Regions from separate parts of the Homo sapiens genome. Here regions 1, 2, 3 and 4 are each linked to region 5. Evidence: chromatin contacts called from ENCODE Hi-C or POLR2A ChIA-PET data. All regions are on one chromosome and are shown on one strand. The core of a region is the stretch at or near the end of the contact, and the rest is flanking DNA. Distances in the headings are between cores, read along the strand shown. Region 1 holds the start of CCDC9 (coiled-coil domain containing 9). Region 2 holds the start of PPP1R15A (protein phosphatase 1 regulatory subunit 15A). Region 3 holds the start of NAPA (NSF attachment protein alpha). Region 4 holds the start of BICRA-AS2 (BICRA antisense RNA 2). Region 5 holds the start of CARD8-AS1 (CARD8 antisense RNA 1).

Region 1 (4,094 bases), core at 1,440-3,939, 1.0 Mb before region 5:
ATTCATCATCATTTGTCACAATACCTTTATTATTTATTTATTTATTCTGAGACAGAGTTTCACTCTTGTTGCCCAGGCTGGAGTGCAGTGGCTCAATCTTGGCTCACTGCAACCTCCATTTCCCAGGTTCAAGTGATTCTCCTGCCTCAGCCTCCCCAGTAGCAGGGGTTACAGGCGTGAGCCACAGCGCCTGGTCGGCTTGTCACACTAGCTTTATTATGTCTAAGTTTTGGTTAATGCTGTAACCTCCTGGACTCTGCAGCTATTCAGCTGCTGTTGCTTTGAGTATCTTCTAGTTTTGGGAATGCACCAAGCTCATTCACCACAGGGCCTTTGCATAGGTTGTGTCCTTGGCCTGCACAGGCAGCCTCTCACCCTCCGGCCTCTCCTGCCCCTCTTGCCAGGCATCTCCCACAGGTGCTGCTATTTCCCATTTACTTGTGTCTTCCCTTAGGAGGACAAGGATGGGGTCAGCTTTGTTCATCATCTCAGTTCCCCCACCAACTTTTCCTCCCAGCACGCAGCCTGGCAGTCAATGCTGATTTGGGAGAATGAACGACTGATTCTATCGGTTGAACGTTTATTTTATATATATATATATATATATATATATATATATATATATATATATATACTTTTTTTTTTTTTTTTTTTTTGAGACGGAGTCTCGCTCTGTCGCCCAGGCTGGAGTGCAGTGGCGTGATCTCGGCTCACTGCAAGCTCCGCCTCCCGGGTTCACGCCATTCTCCTGCCTCAGCCTCCCAAGTAGCTGGGACTACAGGCGCCCGCCACTACGCCCGGCTAATTTTTTGTATTTTTAGTAGAGACGGGGTTTCACCGTTTTAGCCGGGATGGTCTCGATCTCCTGACCTCGTGATCCGCCCGCCTCGGCCTCCCAAAGTGCTGGGATTACAGGCGTGAGCCACCGCGCCCGGCCTTATTTTATATTTTATGATTTCATTTACTTATTTATTTTCGATACGGAGTCTCACTTTGTCGCCCAGGCTGGAGTGCAGTGGCACGATCTTGCCTCACTGCAACCTCTGCCTCCCGGGTTCAAGCAATTCTCTATCTCAGCCTCCCAAGTAGCTGGGATTACAGGCATCTGCCACCATGCTTGGCTAAATTTTGTATTTTTAGTAAAGACGGGGTTTCACCATGTTAGCCAGGCTGGTCTCGAACTCCTGACCTTGTGATCCACCTGCCTCGGCCTCCCAAAGTGCTGGGATTACAGGCATGAGCCACTGCGCCTGGCCAGTTATTTATTTTTTTGAGACGTAGTCTTGCTCTGTCGCCCAGGCTGGAGTGCAATGGCACGATCTCAGCTCACTGCAACCTCTGCCTCCCGGGTTTAAGCGATTCTCCTGCTTCAGCCTGTAGCTGGGATTACAGGTGTTACAGGTGCCCGCCACCATGCCTGGCTAATTTTTGTATTTTTTAGTAGAGACAGGGTTTCACCACGTTGGTCAGGCTGGTCTCAAACTCCTGACCTCGGGTGATCCACCCGCCTCGGACTCCCAAAGTGCTGGGATTACAGGCGTGAGCCACGGCGCCCGGCCTATTTTATTTTGAGACGGAGTCTCTCGTTCTGTCGCCCAGGCTGCAGTGCAGTGGTGCAATCTCGGCTTACTGCAACCTCTGCCTCCCGGGTTCAAGCGATGCTCCTGCCTCAGCCTCCCAAGTAGCTGGGATTACAGGCGCCCGCCACCATGCCTGGCTAATTTTTGTATATGTATATTTTTTGAGACGGAGTCTCCCTGTGTCGCCCAGGCTAGAGTGCAGTGGAGCGATCTCGGCTCACTGCAAGCTCCGCCCCCGGGGTTCACGCCATTCTCCTGGCTCAGTCTCCGGAGTAGCTCGGACTACAGGCGCCCGCCACCACGCCGGGCTGATTTTTTTTGTATTTTTAGTAGAGACGGGGTTTCACCATGTTGGCAAGGATGGTCTCGAATTCCTGGCCTCAAGTGATCCGCCCTCCTCGGCCTCCCAAAGTGCTGGGATTACAAGCGTGAGCCACTGCGCCCAGCATTTTATTTTATTTTCGAGAAGGGGTCTGCTCTGTCGTCTAGGCTGCAGTGCGGTGGCATGATCTCGGCTCACTGCAACCTCTGCCTCCCCGGTTCAAGCGATTCTCCTGCTTCAGCCTCCCGAGTTGCTGGGATTACAGGCGCGCGCCACCACAACCGGCTAATTTTTTTTGTAGAGACGGGATTTCACAATGTTGGCCAGACTGATCTCGAACTTCTGACCTCAGGTGATCCGCCCGCCTCGGCCTCCCAAGGTGCTGGGATTACAAGTGTGAGCCACCGCCCACGGCCGGTAGAACATCTGAAGCTTCTAAAGCGAACTCTAAGGTTTCATTGGCACGAGGGGGCTCGAACCACGCCAGGCTTCCAGGCGTCAGTGCCCAGTGCTTGGCATCTACTGATAGAAACCAGGAATGAGGGGCTGGAGGCGGAAACAGCTTGAAGAAAGAGGTAGAGGCCAGGGAGTGAGGACGGTGTCTCCTTTTCCTGGAAGTTGGTAATTCAGGCAGAAGGAAGTTGGATGAGCTTGCGGAACACCCGGGGGGCCAGTCGGCCCCGCTCCCGCATCCATCGCGGAGGCGCGGCCCCTTTAAGGCTCCCGGAAACGGTCCCACAGGACCGGAAGTGACCCTCTTTATTTCCCTTCCTCACGTGGTGCAGGCAGGAAGTGACGCGCCTGGCCCGGGAGCTGCGGTCGCAGAGGCCGACGGAGCCGGAGTCGCGGACGCCGCGGGGTCTCCGGGACAGGTGACCTGGGGGAGGGGGCCGGGAGCGCGCCCAGAGAAGGCGGGGCCTGAAGCCCCACGTGGCGGGGAGTGCGAACAGGCCCGGGCGGGGTCGGAGTTCTCTGCGGGGGGCGGGGACAGGACGCCCACATGGGAAGCTGGAGGGGCGCTGGCGGGGCGGGCCGTTGGGTGGGTGGGCAGGGTCGGGGCGGGGCGTGGCCAGAGCCTGGGCCGGCGGCTGTGGGCGGGACCTAAAAGTTGTGGCTGGACTGTGGGCGGGGCCATAGTGTTGCTTGTTCAGCTGTGTGGCGGGGCTCGGACGCCGGGCGGAAGCTCTGTGGGCGGGGCCAGAAAGTTTTGCCTTACTGGAAGTGGGTCCAGATTCTTGGCCGGGACGTTGGGGGCGGACCCAGAGGCTGACGCAATGGCGGGGGCGGGGCCACAATGTAGTGGGGGAGCCAGGGGGCGGGGCCAGGGTGCTGGCGGGGAATGCTGGGGGTGGAGCCAGAAAGTTTCGTCTGAGCCACGGGCGCGGCCAGAGCGTTGGCCGGGAGGCGGGGAAGCGGGGAGTTGAGCCAGAACCCTGGGGAAGCCATGGGCGGGGCCAGATGCTGACGCAACGAGGTGTGGGAGGGAGTCAGGGGGCGTGTCCAGGAGGTTGGCCAGGCCAATCGGAGGCGGGGCCAGAGGGTTGACTGGGCAGGCCGGGGGCGGGGCTGGAATAATAATAAGAGATGGTAGGGGCGGGTGTAGGCTGTTGCCTGCGAGCCAGGAGGCGGGGAAAGAGCGTGGCTGGGAAAGTCGGGAGCGGGGCCACATTAATGGCCCATGGGTGGGGGCGGGGCCAGAAGTCTGGCGGGAAAGGCGGGGCCAGAAAGTTTTTTCCCGAGCCGTGGGCGGGGCCAGAGCGGTTTCCAGGATGTCGGGGACGTGGCCCTGGCATTCCCAGCCGGATTGAGGCTGGAGCTTTGCACAGAAAATCTGGGGCGGGCCTGGGTAGTTTTGTCCTTGTTGGGGCGGGTGGAGTATTCAGTGGGGCAAAACGCCAGTTCCAGGAAGCCTCGCCAGTGAGTTCTGGGCCTGTGTACAGAATCCTTTCGGGGGAGGCGGGAGGCTGTCGACCTTCCGTAGGGCGCTGGAGACGGGACTAGGACGTCCCTGAGGAAGGCGCGGGCTTGGAATGTTCTCTGAGAGCTTGGGCAGCCAATAAGAGTGGGGTTCGGACTTTCTTTGAGCGTGGGATTGGGAATGTTTCTGAACCTTACCTGGTGGAGCTAGAATATTCGCCTGGATATGAGAGGCACCAGGATGAGCACAGGGAGGTGGGTCTGGAACTTTCTTT
Region 2 (3,635 bases), core at 301-2,800, 620 kb after region 5:
GTCCCAGCTACTAGGGAGGCTGAGGCAGGAGAATGGCGAGAACCAGGGAGGAGGAGCTTGCAGTGAGCCAAGATCGTGCCACTGCACTCCAGCCTGGGCGACAGAGCAAGACTCCGTCTCAAAAAAAAAAAAAAAAAAAAAGACCTGCCTGGTCAACATGGCGAAACACTGTCTCTACTAAAAATACAAAAATTACCCAGGCATTGTGGCACATGCCTGTAATCCCAGCTACTCCAGAGGCTCAGGCAGGAGAATCGCTGGAACCCAGGAGGTGGAGGTTGCAGTGAACCGAGATGGCGCCACTGAACTCCAGCCTGGGCGACAGAGTGAGACGCCTACTCAAAAAATAAATAGGCTGGGTGCAGTAGCTCACGCCTATAATCCTAACACTTTGGGAAGCCGAGGCAGGCAGACTGCCTGAGCTCAGGAGTTCGAGAACAGCCTGGGCAACATGGCGAAACACTGTCTCTACTAAAAATACAAAAAATTAGCTGAGTGTGGTAGTGCGTGCCTGTAATCCCAGCTACTCGGAGGCTGAAGAGGGAGAATCGCTTGAACCCGGAAGATGGAGGTTGCAGTGAGCCGAGATCACGCCATTGCACTCCAGCCTCGGTGACAGAGCGAGACTCCATCTCAAAAAAAAATAAAAAAATAAAAAATAACAAATAAATAAATAGGCCTGGAGTGGTGGCTCACGCCTGCAATCCCAGCACTTTGGGAGGCCAAGGCAGGCAGAACACCTGAGGTCAGGAGTTCGAGACCAGCCTAGCAAACATGGTGAAATCCCGTCTCAGAAAAATAAATAATGAATAAATAAATAAATAAATAGGCCGGGCGCGGTGACTCACGCCTGTAATCCCAGCACTTTGGGAGGCCAAGGCGGGAGGATCCCCTGACGTCGGGAGTTCCAGACCAGCCTGACCAACATGGAGAAACTACGTCTCTACTAAACAAATACAAAATTAGCCGGGCGTGGCGGCACATGCCTGCAATCCCAGCACTTTGGGAGGCCAAGGCGGGAGGATCCCCTGACGTCGGGAGTTCCAGACCAGCCTGACCAACATGGAGAAACTACGTCTCTACTAAACAAATACAAAATTAGCCGGGCGTGGCGGCACATGCCTGCAATCCCAGATACTCGGGATGCTGAGGCAGGAGAATCGCTTGAACCCCGAAGGCGGAGGTTGCGGTGAGCCGAGATCGCCCCTTTGCATTCCAGCCTGAGCAACAAGAGCAAAACTCCGCCTCAAAATAACTAACTAAATAAATAAATAAATTGGGGTGGGAAGGCATTGACCCTGAGCTGAGAGAGAACTGGCTCGCTGTTGAAGCAGGGCCACGCATTTGATTGACAGTTCGTTTGTTGGAGGGGCGTGGTCACGCTCGGAAACTCCGCCGTGACGTTGCAAAAGCTGGAATCTCCGCGAGAAGTCCTGTCTTACTTCCACTTCCCACCCTTCGGGTTGCGGTCTCGAAACCCCGCCTCTCTTCGTGACGTCAGCACGCCGGGCGCGGTAGGCTATAAAAGCCTAGTGGCCATTGTGTTCGTTGCTCTTATCGGTTCCCATCCCAGTTGTTGATCTTATGCAAGACGCTGCACGACCCCGCGCCCGCTTGTCGCCACGGCACTTGAGGCAGCCGGAGATACTCTGAGTTACTCGGAGCCCGACGCCTGAGGGTGAGATGAACGCGCTGGCCTCCCTAACCGTCCGGACCTGTGATCGCTTCTGGCAGACCGAACCGGCGCTCCTGCCCCCGGGGTGACGCGCAGCTCCCAGCCGGTGAGTAAGGGGTCGGAACGCCTGGGTCCCCACGGGGCTGGGGGCCCGGATTTAGAAAGGAGAAGGGGTTGGGAGCCTGGAGTCCTGAGCCTGAGGGAGGAGGGATCTGGAAGCCAGATTCTTGGGTCCCCCGTGAAGGAATCATCTGCCAAGTAGGGGGTCGGGTCAGAATGTTTCAGTCTGCGAGGGAGGAGGGTGTGAGGGTTTGATTTGTCAATCTTCAGCAGAATGAGAGAGCTAGGGACTATGACTTTGTCGCCAAGGGAAGCAAGTAAAGACTTTTGTTCTTGGTTCTTGGGACTGGGAGTTCTGCGTCTGAAGAAAGAGAGGGCTGGGGGCTTGGACCCTTGGATCTAAGGCAGAACTAGGGGCTCAGACTCCTGGCTATTGAGAGATAAGAACAGAGCCAAGGGACAGAGATGGGCGTGGCCGAGATCAGAAAGGAATTTGGGACTCTCGCGTTGCTATTTACAATAGTTGTGTTACTATTTCCGTTGCTATGACTCATAGTCACGCCCGGATGCCATCCTCTAAATGGCCCCTAAACTTTATTTTTTTCTCCCCCTTTTCCAGCCCAGACACATGGCCCCAGGCCAAGCACCCCATCAGGCTACCCCGTGGAGGGATGCCCACCCTTTCTTCCTCCTGTCCCCAGTGATGGGCCTCCTCAGCCGCGCCTGGAGCCGCCTGAGGGGCCTGGGACCTCTAGAGCCCTGGCTGGTGGAAGCAGTAAAAGGAGCAGCTCTGGTAGAAGCTGGCCTGGAGGGAGAAGCTAGGACTCCTCTGGCAATCCCCCATACCCCTTGGGGCAGACGCCCTGAAGAGGAGGCTGAAGACAGTGGAGGCCCTGGAGAGGACAGAGAAACACTGGGGCTGAAAACCAGCAGTTCCCTTCCTGAAGCCTGGGGACTTTTGGATGATGATGATGGCATGTATGGTGAGCGAGAGGCAACCAGTGTCCCTAGAGGGCAGGGAAGTCAATTTGCAGATGGCCAGCGTGCTCCCCTGTCTCCCAGCCTTCTGATAAGGACACTGCAAGGTTCTGATAAGAACCCAGGGGAGGAGAAAGCCGAGGAAGAGGGAGTTGCTGAAGAGGAGGGAGTTAACAAGTTCTCTTATCCACCATCACACCGGGAGTGTTGTCCAGCCGTGGAGGAGGAGGACGATGAAGAAGCTGTAAAGAAAGAAGCTCACAGAACCTCTACTTCTGCCTTGTCTCCAGGATCCAAGCCCAGCACTTGGGTGTCTTGCCCAGGGGAGGAAGAGAATCAAGCCACGGAGGATAAAAGAACAGAAAGAAGTAAAGGAGCCAGGAAGACCTCCGTGTCCCCCCGATCTTCAGGCTCCGACCCCAGGTCCTGGGAGTATCGTTCAGGAGAGGCGTCCGAGGAGAAGGAGGAAAAGGCACACAAAGAAACTGGGAAAGGAGAAGCTGCCCCAGGGCCGCAATCCTCAGCCCCAGCCCAGAGGCCCCAGCTCAAGTCCTGGTGGTGCCAACCCAGTGATGAAGAGGAGGGTGAGGTCAAGGCTTTGGGGGCAGCTGAGAAGGATGGAGAAGCTGAGTGTCCTCCCTGCATCCCCCCACCAAGTGCCTTCCTGAAGGCCTGGGTGTATTGGCCAGGAGAGGACACAGAGGAAGAGGAAGATGAGGAAGAAGATGAGGACAGTGACTCTGGATCAGATGAGGAAGAGGGAGAAGCTGAGGCTTCCTCTTCCACTCCTGCTACAGGTGTCTTCTTGAAGTCCTGGGTCTATCAGCCAGGAGAGGACACAGAGGAGGAGGAAGATGAGGACAGTGATACAGGATCAGCCGAGGATGAAAGAGAAGCTGAGACTTCTGCTTCCACACCCCCT
Region 3 (3,916 bases), core at 439-2,938, 740 kb before region 5:
AGCTAACACTCTCAGAGATGTAACTCCACGCCAGGCTCAATTCTAACACTCATAGCAAATGGGAGGTAGGTTTGATTTGTGATCTCCTTTAGCAGGGAGACTAAACAATTTACCCAAAGTCATGAAGTAAGTGGCAGAGCTACTTGGGCTCTTGGCACTTCTAAGCCACTACAATTTATCACAGGATGGTCGTGTCAGCTTTTAGGAGCTAACGTGAGTTTTATGCCACGTCATATGTGTTAGTTCTGTCTCCCAGGCCTTTTCCCATCCCTCTTCTCAGCATGTCTCTGTCATCCCTATTACTCGAGGATCACACAGCAGGAATTTGATCCCCCGTTTTGGTTCTCTCAGTCCCCCTGTCTCTCCCTGTTATCCCTCCATCTCCTTGGCCAAGCCACCACCACGCATTCCCCCACCCAGGAGTCTCCAGCCTCAACCCAGGCCTCCTCAGGCTTTTTTCTTTCTTTCTTTCTTTTTTTTTTTTTTTTTTTTTGAGACAGAGTCTCGCTCTGTCCCCCAGGCTGTAGTGCAGTGGCTCGATCTCGGCTCACTGCAACCTCTACCTCCGGGTTCAAGTGATTCTCCTGCCCCAGCCTCCCGAGTAGCTGGGATTACAGGTACCCGCCACCAGGCCCAGATAACTTTTGTATTTTTAGTAGAGACGGGGTTTCACCATGTTGTCCAGGCTGGTCTCGAACTCCCCGCCTCAGATAATCTGCCCACCTCGGCCTCCCAAAGTGCTGAGACCTCCACAGTCTTGACTCCATCATCCCGGGTTCCTCCGTTCAGCTGTCCTTAAACTAGTCACTGCTAACCAGGGCCGTACTCACCCCATGCACCCCCCACACTTCAGACGCGGCTCACCGCTCCTAGGATCATCTAGCCCTGAGCCCCTCTGCCTGGTGTCAGCCCCCTTCAGCCTTCACCCTCACCGCCCAGGGCCCACGCAAATCCACTGCTCCAGGGGTTGAAAAGGTCAGTCCCTCGGGCAGGCGTCCTCAGCCCCAGGCCCCATCACTGCCGCCTGAGAGCCTTCAAACAGACTCCCCTAGAGCTCCGAAAAGCCTCTGGACCTGGCTTCTCTCCCGGACTCCCTCCGTCCCCCCAGGCCGGTCCCCTCCAAGGCTTCAGGACGTACTCCCTCGGTCCAGGTTCTCCCCCGCCCGCTGGCCTGTCTTCGGCCTGGGTCCCCTTCCTCGCCTCAAGATAGTGTCGCCTCGGTCCGTGTGTCCTCAGCCCAAATCCCTTCCGCCATGTCAGACCGTCTCTCCTCAAACCGTGTTGCCCCGGCCCAGGCTCTTGGCCCTCAGCCTGCGTCCCCTCTGCCGCCTCAGGCCATGTCACCTTATTGCAGGTTCCTCTCCGTCCCCTCGGCCCGAGCTCTGCGTGCCCTAACCCGCCACCTCCGAGCGTGACTCCTTCGTCCTCTCAGCCTAGGTCCCGGCCGACCCCTCAGCCCGGTTCTCACCCAAAGAGGCCAGAGAAGAAGGACTGCGAGTTCTTCACTTTGCGCTCCGCCTCGGCCAACAGCGCCATCGCCTCCGCTTCCTTCCCGGAATTGTCCATGGCGGCCACAAAGGGACTCAGCAAAGCGCCTGACCCTGACCCTGGGAAGACTCAGCCGCGGCCGGGCCGCGGAACACAGATCGGTAAAACTCGCCCGGCTGCGTTGACGTCGCACCGGCGCGCGTCGCTTGCGGCCAGGAACCACGTGACTAGCGCTGGCCAACCAGCGGCCTCGTAACGCCGCGCCCGCTCCGCCGGACACGCCCCCACCAGCCGCCGCACGCCGCCCGTGACTCGTGACCCCCCAATCGGCGTCAAGAGACCTCAACGCATGCGCACATACCGGCGAACGGCGCTCCACTCTCTCCCCAGCGCTCTGTACCTCACCTCCCACGTGACCCTGTGGAAGGCAATGGCAGTACCCCCCGCCGAGGCCCCGCCCCACGGTGTTGCTGCTGGATCCTCCTCCACCAATCAGCAGGAGCCCTCGGCTCGCGCTGGGGCGGGGGGTCCCCCACTCGCCCTCCCCGCGGAACTCTGGCACAGTCAGCTGACCGCAGACACTCACGTGACAGCTCGGGGCCCACGCCCGGGTTTGACAGTTCTGCGCAGAACTTAGTCCCGCCCCCGCGGCTGGTCTCGCCGGTTTCTTCACTTGGAAAGGCGTTTGTGGGAAAAGGAAACCGTTCTGCTTTTTCTTGCTCCCTCTGTCGGCCAGTACTAGAACTGCTTTGGGGAGACCGGTGAAGAGAGACTGCAAACAAAAACTTAAGAGGTTCTCTAACTCTGGTTTCATAAAAAATAGCTGAAGAGGGCCGGGCACGGTGGCTTACGCCTGTAATCCCAGCACTTTGGGAGGCCGAGGCGGGCGGATCACTTGAGGTCATGAGTTTGAGACCAGCCCGGCCAACATGGCGAAACCCCGCTCTACTAAAATACAAATATTAACCGGGTGTGGTGGCACACTCCTGTAATCCCAGCTACTGAGGAGGCTGAGAGAGGAGAATCGCTTGAACCGGGGAGGTGGAGGTTGCAACGGGCCGAGATCGTGCCACTGCACTCCAGCCTGGGCGACAGAGTGAGACTTAGTCTCAGAAAAAAAAAAAAAATAGCTGAAGAGAGCGTGTTAAAAAAAAATTCAGATTCGAAGATGGGCGCGGTGTCTCGTGCCTATAATCCCAGCTACTCGGGAGGCGAGAGGATCGCTTGGGCCCAGGAGTTTGAGTCTAGTTCAAGTCCCGCCTTGGGCAACATAGCAAGACTCTGTCTCTAAAAAAAAAAGTTTAGGCTCAAACACACCTCCTGCTGTCCCAGAAAATTGAGTTGCTGGTTTCTGAGACAGGGTCTCACTCTTTGGGTTGTTGGTTTTGGAGACAGGGTCTCGGTCTGTCGCCCAGGCTGGAGTGCAGCAGCACAATCATAGCTCACCTCAGTATAACTTTGTAGTGCCAGAAAGGAAGGAAGTATTCCACACGTGTGCTCACACACAAAATTAGGGGGTATGCCAAAGGAGCCAACTGAAAGAACTCCCAATGGCCAAAGCTGGAACAATTTGAGCATCAAAATAAAGTAGTATTGGATTATAATCCCAAACATAAAGTATCCATGAGCCTATGGTCATATAGATGAATATAGAACAAATAAATAAAGGGGGGAGAATAGACAAATAGTTTGTGCAGAAGAATTCCAAATAATCTGCGTAGATACTCTGCTCTCAAGAAGGTGAAGGATACCTCCCCATTCTGTAAGTATGGACTGTGCATAGTGACTTCCTTTCAAAGAAGAGGGTACAAGAAAGGGGAGAAAAAGCCTAAATTTACAGTGGAGAAACCTGACATTGACATCTAGGTGATTGAGGTTAACCTCAACATTGATAAGTCATGTGATTAAAATGGCTCTTTACTTCTGGGATCTTTCAATCTAATCATGAAAAAAACACTAGACAAATTCCAGTTGAGCCACATCCTCCAAAATACTTGCCCAGTACTCCTCAACACTGTTGGTGGGTGCAGTGTGTCACATCTGTAGTCCTGGTACTTTGGGAGGCCAAGGCAGGAGGATCACTTGAGGCCAGGAGTTTGAGACCAGCCTGTCCAACATGGGGAAACCCCGTCGCTACTGAAAATACAAAAAACTTAGCCCGGTGAGGTGGTGCATGCCTGTAATCACAGCTACTTGGGAGGCTGAGGCAGGAGGATCACTTGTACCCTGGAGGTGGAGGTTGCAGTGAGCGGAGATTGCCTCACTGCACTCCAGCCTGGGGGACAAGAGGGAGACTCCGTCTCAAACAAATAACACTGTCAAGTCATCAAAACAAGGAAAGCCTGAGAAACCATCACAGCCAAGGAGACGTGACTGCTAAATGTAATGTCTTACCTTCGGTGGGATCCTGGAACAGAAGGGCATTGAG
Region 4 (3,861 bases), core at 550-3,049, 650 kb before region 5:
GTATTCACTTGTGGAACTGATAACTTCCTGTTTACTTACTAATGATAACGGCCAGCATTTATATGGCACTTCCTCTCAGGTGCAGCTCTCCCTAGCTCATTCTTCCTCATGACCCTATGAAATGAGGCCTATTATTATCAGCATGTTAAAGATGAGGACACACAGAGGTGAGGTAATTTGTCCACTGTCACACAGCAAGAAAGTGGCAAAGGCAGGATATGAACCAGGGGCTGACTGGTTTCAGTCAGGGCCCTTACCCTCTGTGGTCTCTCAAAATTAATTTCTTCTTCTTCTTTTTTTTTTTGAGACAGGGTCTTGCTGTCTCCCAGACTGGAGTGCAGTGGCATGACTATGGGGAACTACAACCTCGACTTCCTGGACTCAAGCGATCCTCCTGCCTCAGCCTCCCAAGTAGCTGGGAGTACAAGCACACACCACCATGCTGGGCTAATTTTTGTTTGGACAGGGTCTCGCTATGTTGCCCAGGCTGGATAAATTATTATTATTATTACTATTTTTGAGACAGAGTTTCCCTCTTGTCGCCCAGGCTGGAGTGCAATGGTGTGATCTCGGCTCACTGCAACCTCTGCCTTCCGGATTCAAGCGATTCTCCTGCCTCAGCCTCCCAAGCAGCTGGGATTACAGGCGTGCACCACCACACCCAGCTAAGTTTTGTATTATTAGTAGAGAAGGGGTTTCACCATGTTGGCCAGGCTGGTCTCGAACTCCTGACCTCAGGTGATCTACCCTCCTCGGCCTCCCAAAGTGTTGGGATTACAGGTGTGAGCCACTGCGCCTGGCCGATAAATTATAAAAAAAAAAAATACGTTGAAGTAAATATTATGGGTAGTACCGCCAAGATACTAGAACACATGTTAAGGCTTAAAAAAACAGAGGCCGGGCACTTTGGGAGGCCGAGAATAGCTTGAACCCAGGGGACGGAGGTTGCGGTGAGCCTAGATCGTGCCACTGCACTCCAGCCTGGGCGAAAGAGCGAAACTCCGTCTCAAAACAAAACAAAATATAACACAACAACAACAAAATCACAATCTGTCTCGATTACTCATTTATTCAACCCGCATTCACCTACTGTGTGCACGAGCTTTTCTAGGGCACTGGGGAGGCAGAAGGGACTAAAACAAAGTATAAATCTCCCTGGGCTGCAAGCATCGGGAGGGCAGGTCCGGGGGCTCTGTGTCCCCACTGGGCCCCCAGCACTGCGCAGCGCACACAGTGGGCGCTCACCAAGCGCTCGCTAAGGGCAACGCGTGAATCCGTGTCCCGCCAGCAGGGCGTTTACGGCCTGGTGGGGCGGAAACGGACCCGACACCACCGCGGCGTCCTGGGGCTTCTGGGAATCCCATCAGCGCGGCCAGAGCGGCCGGGGACAGGCTCCGAGGCAGGCCCGACCCGCCTCCCCGGCGCCGCCGTGGCTCGACGGAGACCAGCTAGGGTGAGTGATCGAGCCACGCCTGGGGTCCCGGCCTGTCACCCCGAAGTCCCCGCCGCCTTCCACCCTGTCAGGCTCCAACTCTGGGCTCCGGCGCGGTCCCACCTCCGGGGGGAACTCCCCTCCATCCCCTCCATTTCCTTCATCCTCGACTCCCGCTATCTTTTCGGACCTGCGGCGCTCCCCCTGGACGCGTCCTCCCGCCGGACGACCGTCCTCCGCCTCAGGGGACGCGCCCAGGACGCACGGCGCCCCCTCCCCAGCCGGACCGGCGGTCTGGGAGCGCGGATCCCTTCAGCTCCCCCGCGCCCCAGCATCCGGATCAGGGCTCGAGGCAGTCGACAAACTACACCCGAGCTCGAGCAGGCGCGCCCCTGAACCCCCGGGACTGGGGCTGGGGGCGGGGGCGGCGCCGGCGCGGAGGGCCCAGTCCCCGGACGTCCGCAGCCTCCCATTGGCTCCGGGTCCCGCCGCTCGGCCTGGCGGGGCCGGGGCTGGTCCGCCCGGACGCGGGGCGGGGATTCCTGAAGCCCCTCCTCCGGCGAGGGCGGAGGGAAGAGGAGGAGGAGGAGGAGGAGGAAGGGGGTGGGGGGCGGAACACAAAACCTGAGAGGTTTTTTTTTTTTTTTTTCCGTTTGCATTTAATTAAAAAAAATTTTTTTTTTTTTTGCATACCCGAGGGGCGCTCCCCGGAACGGGCGCGGGCCCGGGGCGCGCGGGCCTGGGCGCGGGGCGGCGGCGGGGGCCCGGCAGCGGCTGCCGAGCGGCCGCCATGCGATCAGGCAGTGCGCTGACCGGCCCGGCCGGCCGGCCCCTTCTGGGTCCTCCCTTTGCAGCCCGTGCGGGGCCGTCTCGGAGACCCCGCGCCGACGGCTGCTCAAACATCAGGGTGAGTTTCTCACAATGTAGCAATTTCTCTTTAAATCTCTTAACTCTCTCTACCTGCGAGTCGGGGCTGTGACAGGGCGCAAAAGCGAGGGGGGAGTGGGGGTTGGCGGCGAGGGTGTGTGTGGGGGGAGCCGGAGCCGGGGCCGAACCCACCCCCGCGACACTCTCACACTCAGCCCCCCAGCCGGGGCGCAGCGCCCGCTGCCTCCTTTTTTTTTTTTTTTTTTTTTTCCTGCTCGGCGCCCACCGCCACCGGCACCCCCAGCCCCGCGTCTCTTCCACCACCGCCGCCGCCCCGATCCTATGGGGACCCCCCCCCAACCGGCTTCCCTGCCCAGACCCGGCGCCCAGTGCCTCCCCGGCCCTCCCGCCGGCTGCCGGGGATACAATGGAGCGGCGGAGAGAGGAGACCTAACGTTCCACGGGGGGAGGGGCGCGGAGACCCCCTCCCCGTCCCGGCCCCCTCCCCTCGCCCCGCTCCCCGCCTTTCGGGGAAGGCGAAGGCCACCGGGCAGCGGGCGGTGATCTCCCGGCCGGAGGCGGAGAGCCTGCATCTCCCCGCCTCGCTCGGCCCCTGCGCCCCCTCCCCAAATCCCTCCCGTGGGTGTCGCGGACAGTGGGGGGCCCTGGAAAGCTGGGGAGGGATGGATGGGGAAGGAGGCCACCGGGGCTCCCCCCTTCGCACCGCCCCTAAACAATGAAAGGAGTTGACTTGACCCCCAGCCCCCGGCAATAGAGGGAGGTGACCCCCTCCCCCACCCCCAGCTGAGGCTCATCCCGGAGGGGGCCGTTACGGGGGTGGGGGGGGTGAGCGCCTCCTGTCACTTCCCGAGGTTCGGGGCGGCCCCCCATCTCCTACCCCTCGGCCTGGGAACGGGAGGCACCAGGCCCGGCCGGGGCACCGCGCTCGGGTGGTGACCTTTAGACAAAGGCAGCCCTTTCCCCGGGGTGAGCCCGGACGAGCTGGGCCTGCGGCCTCCCCGGGCCCCTGCGGAGGGCAGCCAGGCCGCGGGCACCCGGAGGGAGGGATGGAGGAGGAGGGAGGAGGGATGGAGCCATCTGGTTTTCCCATCCCTGGCTGCCCCTCGTCTGCTTCCCCGACTCCTGTCACGGGCGGCCGCGGGGAGACGAGGGACCAGGGGCTGCTTGGGCCTTGGTGCGCGGCCAGCCGGGAGGACCGGGCAAGGAGCCGCGGGAGAGCTAGGCTCGGGCTCGGGCGCCGGCGGTGATTGGGAGGCACTGCGGCTTCTTCCTCTCCGCGCCCCTTTGTTTTGCTTTGTGGTTCTGAGCAGCTGAACTTCCCGGGAGGTGGGGTCAGAGGCCGCGGTGTCAGCTCTCCCGGGGAGGCCCAGGTGACAGGTCCTAGCTCTCTGGTGTCCCCATCCTGGTGGGCTGCAGTCTGTGCCCAGGCCCATGTCCTGACCATCGTCCCCTTTTGTCACCCCCCCCCCACACACACACCTACCTACCCACCCCATAGTATAATACAGATCTAGGGGTGCCTTTCTCTTACACCTCTTTAC
Region 5 (3,916 bases), core at 307-2,806:
ATTGAGCCAGGTGAAGTAGTACATGCCTGTAATCCCACCTACTTGGGAGGCTGAGGTAGGAGTTTGAGCCCAGGAGTTTGAGTCTGGTCTGGGCAGCATTGCAAGATCCCATCCCCCAAATAATAAATAAACTAACTAAGTAATCAATAATTGAATGAGAAAAGTTAGCTCATATTTCAATATGTTCAATCTTAGGATATATACTTCTAGGCAACCACTTAGTGACAAAAATTCTGTAGAAATCCATCATTGAAAGTTCATTATGTAAATAAATGTGAAGACTAGATAAGAACCACAGAACACAATGACATTGGAAAAAATGCCACAGTAATTCTTTGAAAAAAGAAATGCAGGCCTGGTGCGGTGGCTCATCCCTGTAATCCCAGCACTTTGGGAGGCCGAAGTGGGCAGATCACAAGTCAGGGGTTCGAGACCAGCCTGGCCAACATAGTGAAACCCCGTCTCTACTAAAAACACAAAAACAATTAGCTGGGTGTGGTGGTGGGCACCTGTAGTCGCAGCTACTCGGGAGGCTGAGGCAGGAGAGTGCTTTCAGAGAAACTTCTTGATCACAAGGGGAAATCTGAAAGTTGTCAGAACAAAATGGAGTCACTTATGTTAAGATAACCCTGACAAATAGAGCCAGGAAGGCCATGAAGAGAGGGCTCTTATCCTTGCATGCCTGAAGATGAAAAAGACTCTACAAAACCCACAACCTTACATAAAGGTCTTCACAACCTTAAAAAAATATATATTTCTGCAAGGAATGCTGCCCAGCAACTGCTGGTCCAACCTAGGACTAATGTCACCCTTGTTACTGATCTTTGTAGCCAAGGAAAATTCTGTTAAAACAATATGCAATCCTCCCCATTTCTGTCTTCCTTTATCTCCCTGAATATACACATAGTTTAATACGGCATGTCTATTCCCAATTGCAATGCTCTATTCCCAAATAAACATTGTTTCCGGCTGGGCGCAGTGGCTCACGCCTGTAATCCCAACACTTTGGGAGGCCAAGGCGGGCTGATCTCGAGGTCAAGAGACGGAGACCATCCTGGCCAACATGGTGAAACCCCGTCTCTACTAAAAAATAAAAAATTAGCTGGATGTGGTGGTGCACGCCTGTAGTCCCAGCTACTTGGGAGACTGAGGCACGAGAATCGCTTGAACCTGGGAGGCAGAGGTTGCAGTGAGCCAAGATCATGCCACTGTACTCCAGCCTAGCCACAGAGCGAGACTCCATCTCAAAAAGAAAAAAAAATTGTTTCCCTTAGGAAGCTTTCATATGTTTGTTAGTTAGGTTAACACTTCTAATAATTAAAGTTATACAGTTACAGTGTAAAATTATTAGTATTAACAACATAAACATTGGTATAAAAATTATTATTACAGAAATTAAAACAAATTGAGTGTGAGAGAGATTATTAAGACTGTCCAAGCCAAGTCACTGAAGTCATAAATTTAAGTTATGACAGGATGCCGAGCTTCCAGAGGGTTTTGTTTTTAACAAGGGAGGGGCCCTATTTCCCCTTCTGACACGCTCATATGAACTTCTCACTTTGTCGTACTCCTTCCTTGCTGACTAAGAGGAACAGAACACAGAGCAGCCTGGCGGTGTCCTACCAACAAGCCTCCGTTTCTCCTTCCTGTACACTAGGGCTCCTGAAACTCACCTGGTAAGCGCTCCAGAAAAGCAGCAGGTGGTGACTTTAGGGTAGGACGGGCCAAATGGGAGAATCCCCTTAGGTCGGTTTCTCTGGTTCTCAACTTCTTTTGAAATAACGCTCGCAGAGGAGGTGGGCTTTCTGAGAACTGAGGGAAGTAAGCTCTCAGGACTTCCGGTCGCCATGATGGCTGTGGGCAGTCAATGGGGTCAGTGCAAGCATCTGGGCCATCTTTAATGTGGGCAGGAAAAAAACACGATTACACTTACTTCTGCAGAGTTTATAATATCCTTGTTCATTATTTAAAATAAAATATCTAAGACATAGGTAATAGTATATTTTAAATAAAATTGAAGCAATATATGAAATTTCTCTGGAATTCATCCAGCCACTCTCAGCTGTTACCACTATCCAGAAACGTCTTAATCCGCCTGCATGATTTATGTATTTGGTTTGTATTTTAAATATCATTTTCTGTAATATTTAAAAGTTGTATTTGCTTGGTATCCTGCTATGCATTCTCATGCAATTTGATTTTTAATCAATATTACTTTTTTTTTTTTTTGAGATGAAGTCTCCGTCTGTCACCCAGGCTGGAGTGTAATGGAGCAATCTCGGCTCACTGCAACCTCTGCCTCCCAGGTTCAAGCGATTCTCTTGCCTCAGCCTCCCGAGTAGCTGGAATTATAGGTGCATGCCACCACGCTCGGCTAATTTTTTGTATTTTTAGTAAAGACGGAGTTTCACCATGTTGGTCAGGATGGTCTCCGTCTCTTGACCTCGAGATCAGCCCGCCTCGGCCTCCCAAAGTGCTGGGATTACAGGCGTGAGCCACTGTGCCCGGCCTTGGTTTCTAAATACTATTTTGAAGTATCTGTGGAGAAATGGTTACTTCGAGGGCTGGGGCAGGAATATATAAGATAACATTGGAACAAATTCTGACGCCAGAACATGAAGAAATATTTGAAAAAGGATGGGGCATATTGACTGAACACAGAAGACAAACATGCATGACCTCAGCCTAATCGTGAGAAAACATCAAAGAAATCCAAATTGATAAACATTCTGTAAAATAATTGGCCATGCTCAGCAAAAGTGTCACAATCACAAAAGACAAGGGAAGAATAAGAAACGGTCACAGCCTGGAGGAATCTAAGGACATAACAACTGAGTGCAATGTGAGATCCTCGATTCGATCTTGGAGAAGAAAGAGGACGTTAAGAGAAATATTGACAAAATTCAAATAAGGTCTGCACATTAGGTAATGGTAAGATACGTTGACATCAATTTCCTGGTTGGATACTTGTATTACATATACTATTATGTATATAATTATTATATTACAATTACATATACAGTTGTATATTATATATAATACAATAAATGTATATATATGATTATAATACAATAAATGTATATATACAGTTTTATATATAACAACTATTATACATATAATACAATTATATATATAGCTAACATCAGGATAGGCTGGTTGAGGATTTATATGAATCTTTGCTAATTTTGCATGTTTAAAATTATTTCAACATAAAAAAATTATATGGGTCATGTAGTTTTTTGTGCAGTTTAATTCTAGGCACCATAGTTTCTGTTTTAATGGGTGTATTTTCTTCTTTCAAGGAATTGGGATAGTCTGTTGTATTAAAAACCTATTCATTTTTGTACATTAAGATTCTTCTGGCCAGGCGCAATGGCTCAAGCCTATAATCCCAGCACTTGGGAACCTGAGGCAGGCAGATCACCTGAGGTCAGGAGTTCAAGACCAGCATGTCCAACATGGTGAAACCCCATCTCTACTAAAAATACAAAAAAAATTAGCCAGGCATGGTGGCACATGCCTGTAATCCCAGCTACTTGGGAGGCTGAGGAGGAGACTCACTAGAACTCAGGAAGCAGAGGTTGCAGTGAGCCAAGACTGCGCCACTGCACTCTGGCCTAAGCAACAGAGGGAGACTCCATCTCAAAAAAAAAAAAAGATTATTTCTCTAACTTACTGGTTTATCTTTTATAGCTTATTTCAGGTGATTTGTTGTGTTTGTCTATAGAGTAAAATAACATGTCTAATGAGTTATAATTTAATGTCCTTCCATTCAATCACTGTATTTCAAATTTATTCCAATATTTTGGAATAAGCTTCCAATATTTTAACTTAAATAGGGAAGGTCATACTTGGTATTTTCCTGACCTCAGCTGGAATGCCTTCATAGTGTTCACATGAACACATTTGGCCTGAG

Evidence for each region. A loop is a pair of places that touch in the nucleus more often than their neighbours do. ChIA-PET counts read pairs that join two places held with the same protein, here RNA polymerase II (POLR2A). Pooled maps may share reads with other maps.
Region 1: a loop to region 5 is called in a map of gastrocnemius medialis, with 8 times the contacts of the local background. The contact joins the promoter of CCDC9 here to the promoter of CARD8-AS1 in region 5. A Hi-C loop is called at or near these places in 1 of 168 maps with a recorded cell type or tissue (gastrocnemius medialis) and 4 of 50 pooled maps. POLR2A ChIA-PET finds 5 or more read pairs at or near these places in 1 of 52 experiments (naive thymus-derived CD4-positive, alpha-beta T cell).
Region 2: a pooled map shows a loop between it and region 5 (5-fold over the local background). The contact joins the promoter of PPP1R15A here to the promoter of CARD8-AS1 in region 5. A Hi-C loop is called at or near these places in 6 of 37 single-sample maps with no recorded cell type and 9 of 50 pooled maps. POLR2A ChIA-PET finds 5 or more read pairs at or near these places in 4 of 52 experiments (HEK293T, activated B cell, activated CD4-positive, alpha-beta T cell and 1 more).
Region 3: a loop to region 5 is called in a map of B cell, with 21 times the contacts of the local background. The contact joins the promoter of NAPA here to the promoter of CARD8-AS1 in region 5. A Hi-C loop is called at or near these places in 2 of 168 maps with a recorded cell type or tissue (B cell and naive thymus-derived CD4-positive, alpha-beta T cell), 3 of 37 single-sample maps with no recorded cell type and 9 of 50 pooled maps.
Region 4: a map with no recorded cell type shows a loop between it and region 5 (10-fold over the local background). The contact joins the promoter of BICRA-AS2 here to the promoter of CARD8-AS1 in region 5. A Hi-C loop is called at or near these places in 4 of 37 single-sample maps with no recorded cell type and 11 of 50 pooled maps. POLR2A ChIA-PET finds 5 or more read pairs at or near these places in 2 of 52 experiments (OCI-LY7 and activated CD4-positive, alpha-beta T cell).

The regions. Positions count from the first base shown.
Region 1 is chr19:47,253,836-47,257,929 of GRCh38, forward strand. It overlaps CCDC9 (coiled-coil domain containing 9), which reads left to right and starts at 2,690. Exons shown (of 12, transcript NM_015603.3): 1 at 2,690-2,774. RefSeq lists an enhancer at 2,039-2,948 and silencers at 2,839-2,948, 3,159-3,398, 3,439-3,488.
Region 2 is chr19:48,870,871-48,874,505 of GRCh38, forward strand. PPP1R15A (protein phosphatase 1 regulatory subunit 15A) reads left to right here and starts at 1,551. Exons shown (of 3, transcript NM_014330.5): 1 at 1,551-1,781; 2 at 2,355-3,635. The coding sequence starts at 2,364. RefSeq lists enhancers at 496-1,108, 1,109-1,720, 1,379-1,438, 1,549-1,658, 2,319-2,408 and 3 more and cis regulatory regions at 1,198-1,771, 1,958-2,458, 2,618-3,118, 3,498-3,635.
Region 3 is chr19:47,513,375-47,517,290 of GRCh38, forward strand. NAPA (NSF attachment protein alpha) reads right to left here and starts at 1,689. Exons shown (of 11, transcript NM_003827.4): 1 at 1,469-1,689. The coding sequence starts at 1,566. RefSeq lists a silencer at 1,638-1,977 and an enhancer at 2,068-2,337.
Region 4 is chr19:47,606,830-47,610,690 of GRCh38, forward strand. BICRA-AS2 (BICRA antisense RNA 2) reads right to left here and starts at 1,800. Exons shown (of 1, transcript NR_186352.1): 1 at 1,044-1,800. It overlaps BICRA (BRD4 interacting chromatin remodeling complex associated protein), which reads left to right and starts at 2,305. Exons shown (of 15, transcript NM_001394372.1): 1 at 2,305-2,339. RefSeq lists silencers at 1,310-1,389, 1,460-1,509, 1,560-1,639, 1,700-2,079, 2,190-2,239 and 4 more.
Region 5 is chr19:48,254,119-48,258,034 of GRCh38, forward strand. It overlaps CARD8-AS1 (CARD8 antisense RNA 1), which reads left to right and starts at 1,557. Exons shown (of 2, transcript NR_040599.1): 1 at 1,557-1,676; 2 at 2,233-3,916. CARD8 (caspase recruitment domain family member 8) reads right to left here and starts at 1,794. Exons shown (of 14, transcript NM_001184900.3): 1 at 1,674-1,794. RefSeq lists an enhancer at 1,663-1,902.